Linked DNA regions of Homo sapiens: all the other regions are linked to region 1. Evidence: chromatin contacts called from ENCODE Hi-C or POLR2A ChIA-PET data. All regions are on one chromosome and are shown on one strand. The core of a region is the stretch at or near the end of the contact, and the rest is flanking DNA. Distances in the headings are between cores, read along the strand shown.

What was found. A loop is a pair of places that touch in the nucleus more often than their neighbours do. ChIA-PET counts read pairs that join two places held with the same protein, here RNA polymerase II (POLR2A). Pooled maps may share reads with other maps.
Region 2: a loop to region 1 is called in a pooled map, with 2.1 times the contacts of the local background. The contact joins the enhancer-like site here to the promoter of SLC30A5 in region 1. A Hi-C loop is called at or near these places in 8 of 50 pooled maps. POLR2A ChIA-PET finds 5 or more read pairs at or near these places in 2 of 52 experiments (CD8-positive, alpha-beta memory T cell and naive thymus-derived CD4-positive, alpha-beta T cell).
Region 3: a loop to region 1 is called in a pooled map, with 3 times the contacts of the local background. The contact joins the enhancer-like site here to the promoter of SLC30A5 in region 1. A Hi-C loop is called at or near these places in 4 of 50 pooled maps.

What each region holds. Positions count from the first base shown.
Region 1 is chr5:69,092,572-69,096,353 of GRCh38, reverse strand. It overlaps SLC30A5 (solute carrier family 30 member 5), which reads right to left and starts at 2,340. Exons shown (of 16, transcript NM_022902.5): 1 at 2,016-2,340. The coding sequence starts at 2,098. RefSeq lists silencers at 1,558-1,852, 1,898-2,187, 2,518-2,627 and an enhancer at 2,318-2,417.
Region 2 is chr5:68,446,820-68,450,795 of GRCh38, reverse strand. The region is part of intron 3 of LOC105379013 (a long non-coding RNA gene); the gene reads left to right. Among named protein-coding and RNA genes, the nearest start is that of PIK3R1, 230 kb to the right of the region's middle. Within about 2 kb of position 1,280, at least 7 of the 41 ENCODE cell types and tissues checked have a DNase peak (open chromatin) inside an H3K27ac peak, as active enhancers do.
Region 3 is chr5:68,328,641-68,332,293 of GRCh38, reverse strand. No RefSeq gene overlaps it. Among named protein-coding and RNA genes, the nearest start is that of PIK3R1, 110 kb to the right of the region's middle. Within about 2 kb of position 1,558, at least 2 of the 41 ENCODE cell types and tissues checked have a DNase peak (open chromatin) inside an H3K27ac peak, as active enhancers do.

The DNA of each region.
Region 1 (3,782 bases), core at 1,091-3,590:
ACTACTCATTTAAAAATAATTTCCAGTTTACGTAAAAGTTACAAGAGTAGTATATCCTTTACCTGGACTCTGTAATTGTTAATGTATCGTCCTGTGTTTTATTATTCTCTCTCCCTCTGAATGCACACACAGAGGTATTTTTTTCCCCTGGACTATTTGAGAGTAAGTTACATACTTCATGCTTCTTTATCCTTAAATACTTGTTTTTCCCAAGAACGTGGACATTCTCTTATAAAACCAGCAGAGCTGTCTACTTCAGGAAATTTAAGTGATATGCTTTTTTTTGAGACAGAGTCTCGCTCTGTCACCCAGGCTGGAGTGCAGTGGTGCGATCTCGGCTCACTGCAACCTCTGCCTCCTGGGTTCAAGCCATTCTCCTGCCTCAACTTCCTGAGTGGCTGGGATTACAGGCGCATACCACGTCCAACTAATTTTTTTTTTTTTTTTGGTATTTTTAGTAGAGATGGGGTCTCACCATGTTGGCCAGGCTGGTCTCGAACCCCTGACCTCAGATGATCCACCTGCCTTGGCCTCCCAAAGTGTTGGGATTACAGGTGTGAGCCACTGCGACCGGCCTGATATGAAACTTTTATTTAATCTACTGTCCATAGTCCAGTTTTGTCAATTGACCCAGTAACATCCTTTAAAGCACTTTTCCCCTACTACCAAATCAGACCAGAATTGCCTATTGCATTTAGTTGTCATGTCTCAAGAATTAACATCTGATATGCTGTTATTTACAAAATGAGATGCTCAAAATAGATTAGAAAATTAAATTTATGCTACAAAAATGCAGTTGGTTTAAGTTCTGTCCTATGTGGTGTTCTTCCCTTTTCATAACAAATGCTTATGTTGGGCGGGCGCGGTGGCTCATGCCTGTAATCCCGGCACTTTGGAAGACCGAGGCAGGCCGATCACGAGGTCGGGAGCTCAAGACCAGCCACACCAACATGGAGAAACCTCGTCTCTACTAAAAATACAAAACATTAGCCAGGCGTGGTGGAGTATGTCTATAATCCCAGCTCCTCGGGAGGCTGAGGCAGGAGAATCTTTTGAACCCGGGAAGCGGAGGTTGTCGTGAGCCGAGATCGCGCCATTGCACTCCAGCCTGGGAACAAGAGCGAAACTCCGTCTCAAAAAAAAAAAAAAAAAAAAAAGTTACGTTATAATGCTATTACTACAGTTCTAAAGAATTTATCACATTTATCACTTTCTTTAAATATCAAAGAAGTATTTATTCCAGAATGGGAAGAACTCGTTAAAAATGGAGGCAAAGAACACCAGTTCCAGCCAAATTGCAGGGCTGTATTTTGTGCATTTTCGACACTATCTCAGAACTTAGGAAGGATACACTAGAAAGTGGTCGCTGCACCTGTTGGTCCCTTACTTTTCGGGTTGGTGGGAGAATTGAAGAGAGGAAGTGGGAATTTTCACTTTTTACTCTATGAATTGCTTTGCTGTTTAGATTTTTTTTTGACAACGAGGACACATTTCTTATTTAAGAACAAAATAAAAAAAGAAAACGGGGCTGGACCCTCGATGTGCTCAGTTAATCTGAACATCCAAGTTCCCCTGAACATCCAAGTTCACGTATGTACTTTGGTTTCGTCGCCTGAAGAGAGCTGATGGTGACACCTTCCCCTAATTTATGCAGGGAAACGTCAGAAAGGTTAAGTAGTCGCCAGACTATTTCAGGGAGAAACAGCCAAGAGAAAGGCTTCTCACAGATCAGAAAAACCTCTCACGTGAACTGGCGGGCAGTTCTAAGACTGACTGTCTGCCTTGTAACCCAGAAATTCAAGCAGAAGCTTTTTGGCTTTAGCGCCTTCCTTCTGCAGCAGGCACCCGAAGAGCCCGGGGAGCCCGGAGGCAGCCTGCGCGCAGGGAGGCAGGCAGGGGGAGAGGGCGCGCCGACCCCGGGACGTCCCGGGCTGTCAGCGGAGACCGGAGGGAGGCCGGAGAAAGTGCATCCTGAGCGACCCGGCCGGTCGCTGCCTTCCGGATCGGTCCCTTACCGAGCGCTGGGTACGTCCACCGGCCCAAGGCCGCCGCCGCCGCCGGGGCCGGCCAGCACGTCCCCGCCGTATTTCTCCTCCATCCCGGGGCTCACGAGCCGCCGCCGCTGCCCCTGTCGCGGGGTCTCCTCATGTCTCGCCGCTGCCGCGGAACAGCGGGTGCAGGCGCGTCACTCCCCCATGGCAGAGACCCCGTCGGGCTCCTGCAGGCCGGGCCGCCACTGCCGCCGTCGCCGGCTCCGGCTCACTAGCACACACGCGTCGGGACTAGGCCGCGATCAGTTCCGGCGGCGCCAGGTTCCCGGGAAGCAGCGGCGGTAGGGACGTTGCCAAGCCACGTCATCAGGCCCAGCAACCCTCACTCCCGGGGGAGTGCCCAGCCTTGCGTCTGCGCAAGCAGAACACTCGCCTTTCCTCGTCCCTTAGGCTCCTCCCGCCACGTTGTGTCGCATTGAAGCTCCGCCTCCTATCAGCCTCTCCGGGTGGCGCTCCCTGTGCACTTACCTGTCCCTACAGTGCCACCTATGGGCCGTCAGAAGTACAGCGGATTCCTGTAGGGCAGAGGGGGAGGGCGTGGAAAATGTACAGCGTGTGTGATTAAACAAAGCTCACCAATCTTTTCCTCTGCGTTAGGGATTCTTTTTTTTTTTGTTTTGAGATGGAGTTTCGCTCCTGTTGCCCAGGCTGGAGTGCAATGGCGCGATCTCGGCTCACGGCAACTTCCACCTCCCAGGTTCAAGCGATTCTCCTGCCTCAGTCTCCCAAGTAGCTGGGATTACAGGCATGTGCCACCACACCTGGCTAATTTTGTATTTTTAGTAGAGACGGGGTTTCTCCATGTTGGTCAGGCTGGTCTCGAACTCCTGACCTCAGGTGATCCACCCACCTCGGCCTCCCAAAGTGCTGCGATTACAGGAGTGAGCCACCGCACTCGGCCTAGAGATTCTTAATCTAGGTTAACATACCCTCTGCCTCTAAGTTTTTGTGAGTATGGATCATTTTTGTGATGAGAAGGCCCGAAGTCTTAAAAGTTCACGTGCCCTTCCCCCAACCAGAGATAACTATTTTTGAAGCTGTAGAGAATCAATTACAAATAGTGGTACGGCCATTTCTTTTGAACAATGCCTTTGATGGACTTTGGAGAGGAGAAACTAGTATTGACCAAAATTTGCCTCCTCAGCAAACTATCCCAGGGCAATTTTCTAGGAGTGACCACGTGCGAAACTTCATGGCCTTCTCTCCTACTCCTAAGGGAACCTAAAGGCAATTTCCAGATTTCTAAAGAAACATTCTTATCCTGGGCAACATGGCAAAACCCTGTCTCTATCAAAAATACAAAAACAATTAGCCAGGCGTGGCATATGCCTGTGGTCCCAGCCACTCAGGAGGGAGAGGCGGAAGGATCGCTTGAACGTGGGAGGTCAAGGTTGCAATAAGGCATGATCATGCTACTGTGCTCCAGCCTGGGCAACAGAGCAAGACCGTCTCTGGAAAAAAAAAAAAAAAGAAAGAAAAAGAAAGGATTCTTCTTTGCCACAGGGAGCCTGGGGTCATCTATCAAATAAAGTAACGGAGGAAGGTGACTGCTTTTGTGGCTTTTTGTGTGGGGCCTGGAGTACTGGTAACCGTTGTTGCTAGAGGCCCTGGAATCCAACTGTGTGAGGACAGAACATAGGAGAAGGAAGAGGATTTTGTTAAGTGTTGCTGCAAACTGTTTTGTCTCCTTTTTGAAAAGGAAAGCGTTGATTTTCTTTAAATTCTGCCTGT
Region 2 (3,976 bases), core at 31-2,530, 640 kb after region 1:
CAAGTTGCAAGAAGAAAAATTTACCCCCCAATAGTTTCCTCTCTGCTTACTGTCAGCAGCATTCTCTGTCGTGACTACAAAATTATCTATTCCTGTATGTGTGTGTGCACACACGCATGTGTGTATTTACAGAGACCTGGCAGCCCAGTGGGTTGTGACTGAATGCCTTTAGGAATTTCCTTGGGGAATCAAAGCTTATTAAAGTAGAAACACTTCCCAGAAGATCAGAAATCTATCTTCAAACCAAGCTTGTTCCCCTGCTTATTGCATCATCAGACCAGGCGGCTTAAAATAAATAATCTATTCAAAGCGAACCAATTACAAAACTCACCTTTCAACTCTTAGTTTTGGGAAATGGACTGGAAGGACTCCTTCAATGGTAACTTGACCATGCTGTCTCTCTGATGACATCGTCTTGGAATGCTGATAAACTTCTTTTAGTATACACTTTAGGGAGAAGACAGTTGTCTAAATTAATGACAATCCTTGACAGTTGTGAGCTTTTGTGTCTGGTGGACTGGAATCCTTTCCTAACTCAATCACTTTTTAGTTTTGTAATCTTGAGCAATCCTTTAGCCTTTTTGAGGCTGCCTCAGTTGGCAAGGTGGGAGAAATAACACTTAACTTGAAAGATTTGGGGGGAGCATAGGATGAGATCAATGTATGCACTGGTTCTTTTCTTTCCGTCTTCTCTTTAAAGTTCTTATGAAATTATTTTGGCCACAAAATTATTAATAATACTTTATAGGCAGCAAATGACACAGCTGTTCCCCCATTATAACACACACCATCCTCCAGTTACTTGATATTCTTCACCTATTTTCCTGCTTCCCTTATTCTGGAAAAAAGATCGTACACACTTTATGTGGACAGAAAACAGTTTCTCCTATGAAAACCAAATAAAAAAGAAAAGCAGAACGTAACGTTTATTTTTGGCCAATTACTAAATTTTAAAAACCTTCCCTCTTTGATTTCATGAAGGTTTTCTAGTGTTCCCTTTAGCTTGTGTCTGATATGGAGTCTGGATCCCTTTCTCTGTCTTTTTCTTGCATGTCTAAATCTCATTATAGCTGGCTCTATCACCATGACCTGAGCCACCCTGAGTCTGGACTGACTGCATCAGGCAGTAAACAGGCCAAGATCTTTCTGGTCAGAGCTTGGCAGCACGAATTTAGGAAGATGCCAACATTGTTGCCAAATGGATGGCTCATATTTTCCATCTTTGTCTTTGTGGATGCCAGTCATGTGTTCCCTGTGGTGCCCAAATTGTGCAACAGACACTGGAGGCTCTGCGCCAGCACAAGGGCCTCGGATGGGGTTAGGCCTTCCTGATGGGCATAGGCCTGGATTGAGCCAGTGGATATATGTTCAGCCTGAATAATCAGCTATGGTGGGCTAGACAAAGGCTTGGCTGGGTATATGAAATCAGAAGCGAAGGCTGAGAGCGGCCCTAGGAAAGGAAAGATGGGATGGGTCAGAAGGGGGAACTTGGGTTGGCACTGATTGTTGAGGTGGGTATGGCCACCAGGCTGGGCTCAGAAGGATAGAAGTTGAGGAGTCAGGTAAGGCCACAGCTTGGATATAGCTAAAGACAATAACTAAGATCATTCCAGATGCTTCTCAAGGGAGATGTGGTGCTGATGGAGGCTTCCATTCACTGAAGCATGGCTTAGAGTTTCTCCCAGCAGCTCCGCTATGGGGAAATCAATCTACCTGTTTTCTCTAAGACCTGGTGTGCAGTGGGCCAGGGCAAGGAAAGGGGGATACTGGTTCCATTGGAACAAAAGCTGAGTATTCTTTGGGTCAGGGCCACTGAGTCTGGGTAAGCAGTGCTGTCTCCTGAGCTGGACTCTGAGGGAATCTAGATTTCTATTCATTCTTAGGGCTTGGAGAAAGGTCCCTGCCATGCGATATCTAATCAGAATGTGGATATGAGAAAATTAGTGATTTAGGAAAAGTGTTCTTCAATTTACATCTGTATCCATGTGAGAAGGAAAGAGGAAGAGGAAGAGGAAGAAGAAAAAGTAGAAGAAGGAGAAGGAGGAGGAGGAGGAAGAATCACTGTCCTAGAGTATATCAACAATTGTGAAACCCCTAAATCAATTTATTAGCCCCAGATCTGGAGCTTCTCTTGACCTGTAGTTGGTCCCTCCACCTGGTTTGTGGCTTATAGAACCCTAGGGATGGCATATAGTGGTCAGGGGGAGGAGAGCAGGTGAATGATGGGGAGGCACTACCATGAGATCTTCAGCCCCCTGTTGAAGGGGTACATATCTCTCAGGACGCCCCAACATCTTCCAGAACTCTTTCCAGAACTTATTCTGAAACTCTTCTGAGTCCTCTAAGCATCCCTAGGAAGGACGTTTCTGGTCTAGATAGCAGGTGAGATCCTTCCTTTGCTTTAGAGAAATGAGGTCAGGAAGCTTCTATGACCTCTTTGGTAGTAATGTCCACACAGAGAGTAAAACGAGGTTGTTGGATTGCAGGAGGCAGGGCTTGGATGTCCTGGAAGAGTGCCACATCTTTCCTTAGAGCTGCTTTTTGTTCTGATACTGAGGTGGCCATCACTGGCCCCAGACCCTGTGGCTCAGCCACGTCCCAACAAAGTGTCATTCTAGAGGGAGAGACGGCCTTCCTGAATGACTACATTCTAGTTCCTGAAGCCTGCCCTTGACTTTTTCTTGATTAACTTCCCTGAGACTTTAGGAACATTATATGCACTAAGTACATAAATTAAAAGTCTGCATGTAATAGTCTCTTAATAGGCAAATAAGTCTTAGTCCCAAAATGGAAAAATATTGCCCTACAGTACGTCTGAAAAAAACACACAAGCAAACCTGAGCCTAAACCAAACAAATAAACACCCTTGGCGTCTTCAAACTTTGCTATAAACAAACAAGAGACCTTGCAATTCTCAGCAGAAATGTCTTGTGCACATCAAAGCAAGATATAGGTGCTTAAAGCTTGTCATGGGTACTGTAATACCTTCTGGATGTGAGGCTACGTGCAATGTAGGGTGAGGGGAAATGTGTAATATCTGTGGCCCAGGCGAAAATGACCTCATCTATCTGTATCATCTCCACCCACAAAGCGCTTCTTAGATTGAATTATCCAGGTGATTGCTTTATCTCTCCACCATGCATTCCACATATAAAATTATCTTAACATTAAACACTGTGCCATTCTTAAAAATGGAACCCAAGCTCTTATAGCATTTTACAAATCTATAGTTTGATTTGTACTTCCTAGAATTATTTTTTTATAACATCGCTTTTTAAAAAATTCTCAAGAGTGTTGATTTGCGAGGCTGAGCTCCCTCAGGAATAGACTGACCTCCAGCAACTGTTCATTCCACCCCTAGTAGGAGCTTGAATAATGACTGAGTGACAAAGTGTCCCATTCAGTTATTATTCAACTATATTAAATTGCTAAAGTTGGTAATTGGAGCATATCTTATTACAAAGGCAAAAGTTCAACATTTTTCCCCAGGCACAATAGGCTTGCACATTTGAAAACTTCTGGTCTGGTAAGGAATAAGATGTCAGGGCATGGAGCATGCAACAAATTAAACAGGGGAAAATATATTAGCCAAACCCAGGCACAATTACCAAGCATTACTTTGAAGATATTTACCAATCTCAAGCTCTTTTAATAGGGATGGGAGAGATAAAGTAGAAGGGGATCTTGAAAATAAATCAGTATTCCTAAGCTCTAGGAGGCTGACACAATTGAAAACTGTCATTTAAAATATACTGGGGGCTAATAATAGAAGGTAAGTACAGGTTATTTACAACCTACTGTTTATCCACATTGGTTGGCACTCATGCTGTATCAATTATTGAATATTTTGAAATCTGATTTTATTAAAACTCATTTGGATCTACAGTTATAGGCTATGTATTGGAAGTATCATTTGGGGTCTGACTGAGATGTCCAAGTTTTTCTAAAATGGTACTGCACAGAAGGAGCAGTTTTA
Region 3 (3,653 bases), core at 309-2,808, 760 kb after region 1:
GAAGGAATACAGGGAAAATATATGAAATTGAAATTTTAGGCTCCTATGAGCCCTTCCCATACTTACCCAACCCTCACTTTGTCAAGCCTCTTTACTGCAAGTATGGTCCATGGGCCAGCAGTGTCAACAACACCGTGGAGCTCAATTACCATTCTATAATTTATACTTTTAATATTTATCCGTAGCAAGAAATAGGGCTCTAGCACATTTGTTTTCTCATTTTTATTATGGTGTAAGATACATAAAGTTTATCATTTTAATCATTTTAAGTGTACATTTCAGCGGCATTATAGGCATTCACATTATGTAATCATCACCACTATCTACTTTGAGAACTTTCACTTCCCCTAAACAGAAACCCTGTATCCACTAAAAAGTAACTCCCTATTACTCCATTTCTCTAGCCCCTGGTAACCTCTATTTTACTTTCCGTCTTAGCTTATTCGTTCTTAATTGCTATACTGCATGTCTTCAATAAATACTACACATATTATCTATTCCTCTATTGGGCTAAGATACTATATTTGTTTTCCATTACTGCCAGAACAAATTATCACAACCTTAGTGGCTTAAACAGCACACATTTATTATGTTGCAGCTCTGTAGTTCCAAAGTCCAATATAGGTCTCACTAGGCTAAAATCAAGGTATTGGCAGGGCTACATTTCTTTCTGGAGGTGCTAGGAAAAAATCCTTTTTATTTTGTCTTTTCCAACTTCTAGAGATTGTTCTCATTCCTCGTCCTATGCTCCCCTTCCTCCATCTTCAAAGGCAACAGCATGACAGCTCCCTGACTCTACTTCCATCATCAGATCTTTTTCTCTGACCCTCCCCTTTTGCTTTCCTTGTTCACTTTTAAGTTGGACAATTGTGGTTACATTGGGCTGACTCAGATGATCTTCCTCTTTTAAGGTCAGCTGATTTGGTAAGCTTCATTCCCCCAGCAGCTGTATCTCCTCTTTGTCATGTAACATAACACATTCACAGGTTCTGGGGATAAGAATATGAACTTCTTTGGGGAAGCCATTATTTTGCCTGTCACAGTTACTAAAACAATATTGCAGTTGATATCCATATATATACATCTTTCTATTGGTGCTCTCATGTGAGAGCTCTCTGGGCAATACATCTACAGTAGAATTTTATTTTCCTCCTTTACTCTTTGAGGTCTTTTTGGAGTCAGATTTGTCTTTATTTTGGATACAACGCTTGCTGAGACTGACCCTAAGGGAGCCCAGCTTTGTTCAGGTTGCATATGGAGGAGTTGGCCTCTGCCTGCAAGGCCTGGCCCTTGTATGTACTCCCTCACAAGTTCATAGTTTGAAAGCTTTAAGATCTATAGTGATAACTAAGAGAAAGGCGAGAAAGTACTGCAAAAGTCCAGGGAGGAGTTAGAAGCAATGATGTCTAGGCTACATGCCAAAAGAAGAGCTGTCTCTGGGATAAGGGAAATTAGAACCATCACTAGAGGGAGGAGAGTTGGCTGGAGGGCAAGGAGGTGGCCCTGACAGCTGGCTCAAAATAAGCCTGGAGGTGTTCAAGCCCAGGATATGTGTCACATGTGTGTGTGTGTGTGTGTGTATGTGTGTGTATAAGTCATGTACAATAGACCAGGTGCAGCCAGAATGCTTTCCCTTTGGAACTGATGTTATAACAAAGATGCTGCTTTTGATGAAAATATTTCTGGAATTATATTAAAACCAAAAGCACATTCTTTTGACTATCATCAGAGCAGAGAAATCACCTTTTGAGAAAAGTTTTATTTTGAAGATAACCAAAGGTAATTACAAGTCAAGTCTCATAAAAGAAGCTACCAACTGAATCACAACATTTCTGGTCAAAAAAGGAAGAAAACTGATTTTCTTACATGACTGTAGAGCAAAGTGTCCACCCATCCTTGCCACCCAGTCTGGGTTTTTTATGATTATCTCAATGTAATTTATTATAACACCCACTGTTTTTCTCAAAATGCCCCAATGTGCTTGATACATTATTATACACTATCCTGATGGCAATTTTGAAAAAGAGGTAACAAATATATAAGCAATGATAAGATTTTGGGATTAGTGCTCAAGTTGATAATGTGACTGCTTTTAAGAACACATTGATATAAATGTACAAGTTCTGGTATGTTTGCTTTCAAAAATACGCAAATAAACCACCCTCTATACTTTCCTTGGCTTTACTATAAATTCATGAACACACAGCAGGCAATAGAGTTGTGATATGACCATGACTGGCAGCAAACCACTCTCCTTCCCTTTTACACACTGTCAGAATGAGTTTTTATGAATTTCCTCCTGCATATTGTCCTTGATATTATTTACTGTAACTAGGATTTATCTCAATAATAATGCGAGGAGAAAATGAAGGAGCTTGTGTAGTATAACATATTCTGGGTCCTATAGTCCCACAGGAATGGCCTTGACTAGGGGCATGGTTTTCTTCTGGGGGCCAGTATAAAATCAGAAGTTGTGGGTTGAACCATGACACTGTAATGAGAAAGTTGTGAGGAGAAAGCGTGAGAACTATTGCTGTAATGTGGGCAGATTATTCTTGCGCAATGCCAAGCACTTAATTCCATGCACACGCTATCTTCCTTCTCATATTGAGGAAAGATATACTGGCATCATTTATAAATATGATCTCAGTCATTATCATAATACACTTTCCCAAAAGCCAGAGAGGGCAAAAATACTTCGTGGGGACTTGTCAATATTGATATAACATCATAAAATTGTATTAGAAACATGAAGACATAATAATGACACTTCGGACTATTTTAAGCTAAAGAATGTAAATAGACAATGTTTCAAATAGAAACCCTTCTGATATCAAAAATAATAACTTTGCAATAGGCTGTATATCTGAGGGTTCTGTCAACAAAGAATATCAGAATAGAATCACAAACCATAGTGATAAAACACAGAATCAAAATTAAACAGTTTCAACTGTTTTTATTGAACTCTTTCCTCCCAAGGAGGTCAACATAATAAAGATGTTTGATTATCTTCCCAAGCTGGGCTCTATTTGAGAAGGTAGTATAGGCAAGACTGGGTCAAAAGAGGGGTGGGGAAATCAACAATTGATAAACAAAGGTTTCCTTTTTTAATTTAACTTTTATTTTTAGTTCAGGGATACATGTGCAGGTTTGTTATACAGGTAAACTAATGCCATGGGGGTTTGTTGTACAGATTATTTCATCACCCAGGTGTTAAGCCTAGTACCCATCAGTTATTTTTCCTAATCCCCTCCCTCCTCCTACCCTCCGCCCTCTGAAAGGTCCCAATGTGTGTTGTTCCCCTCTATGTACCCATGTGTTCTCATCATTTAGCTCCCGCTCATAAGTGAGAACATGTGGTATTTGGTTTTCTGTTCTCGCATTAGTTTGCTAAGAATGATGGCCTCCAGCTCCACCCATATTCCTACAAAAGACATGATCTCATTCATTTTTGATGGCTGCAGAGTATTCCATGGTGCATATGTACCATATTTTCTTTATCAAATCTGCCATTGATGGACATTTAGGTTGATTCCATGTGTTTGCCATTGTGGATAGTGCTGCAATGAACATACATGTGCATGTGTCTTTATGATAAAATTATTTATATTCCTTTGGGTATATACCAAATAATGGGATCACTGGGTCAAATG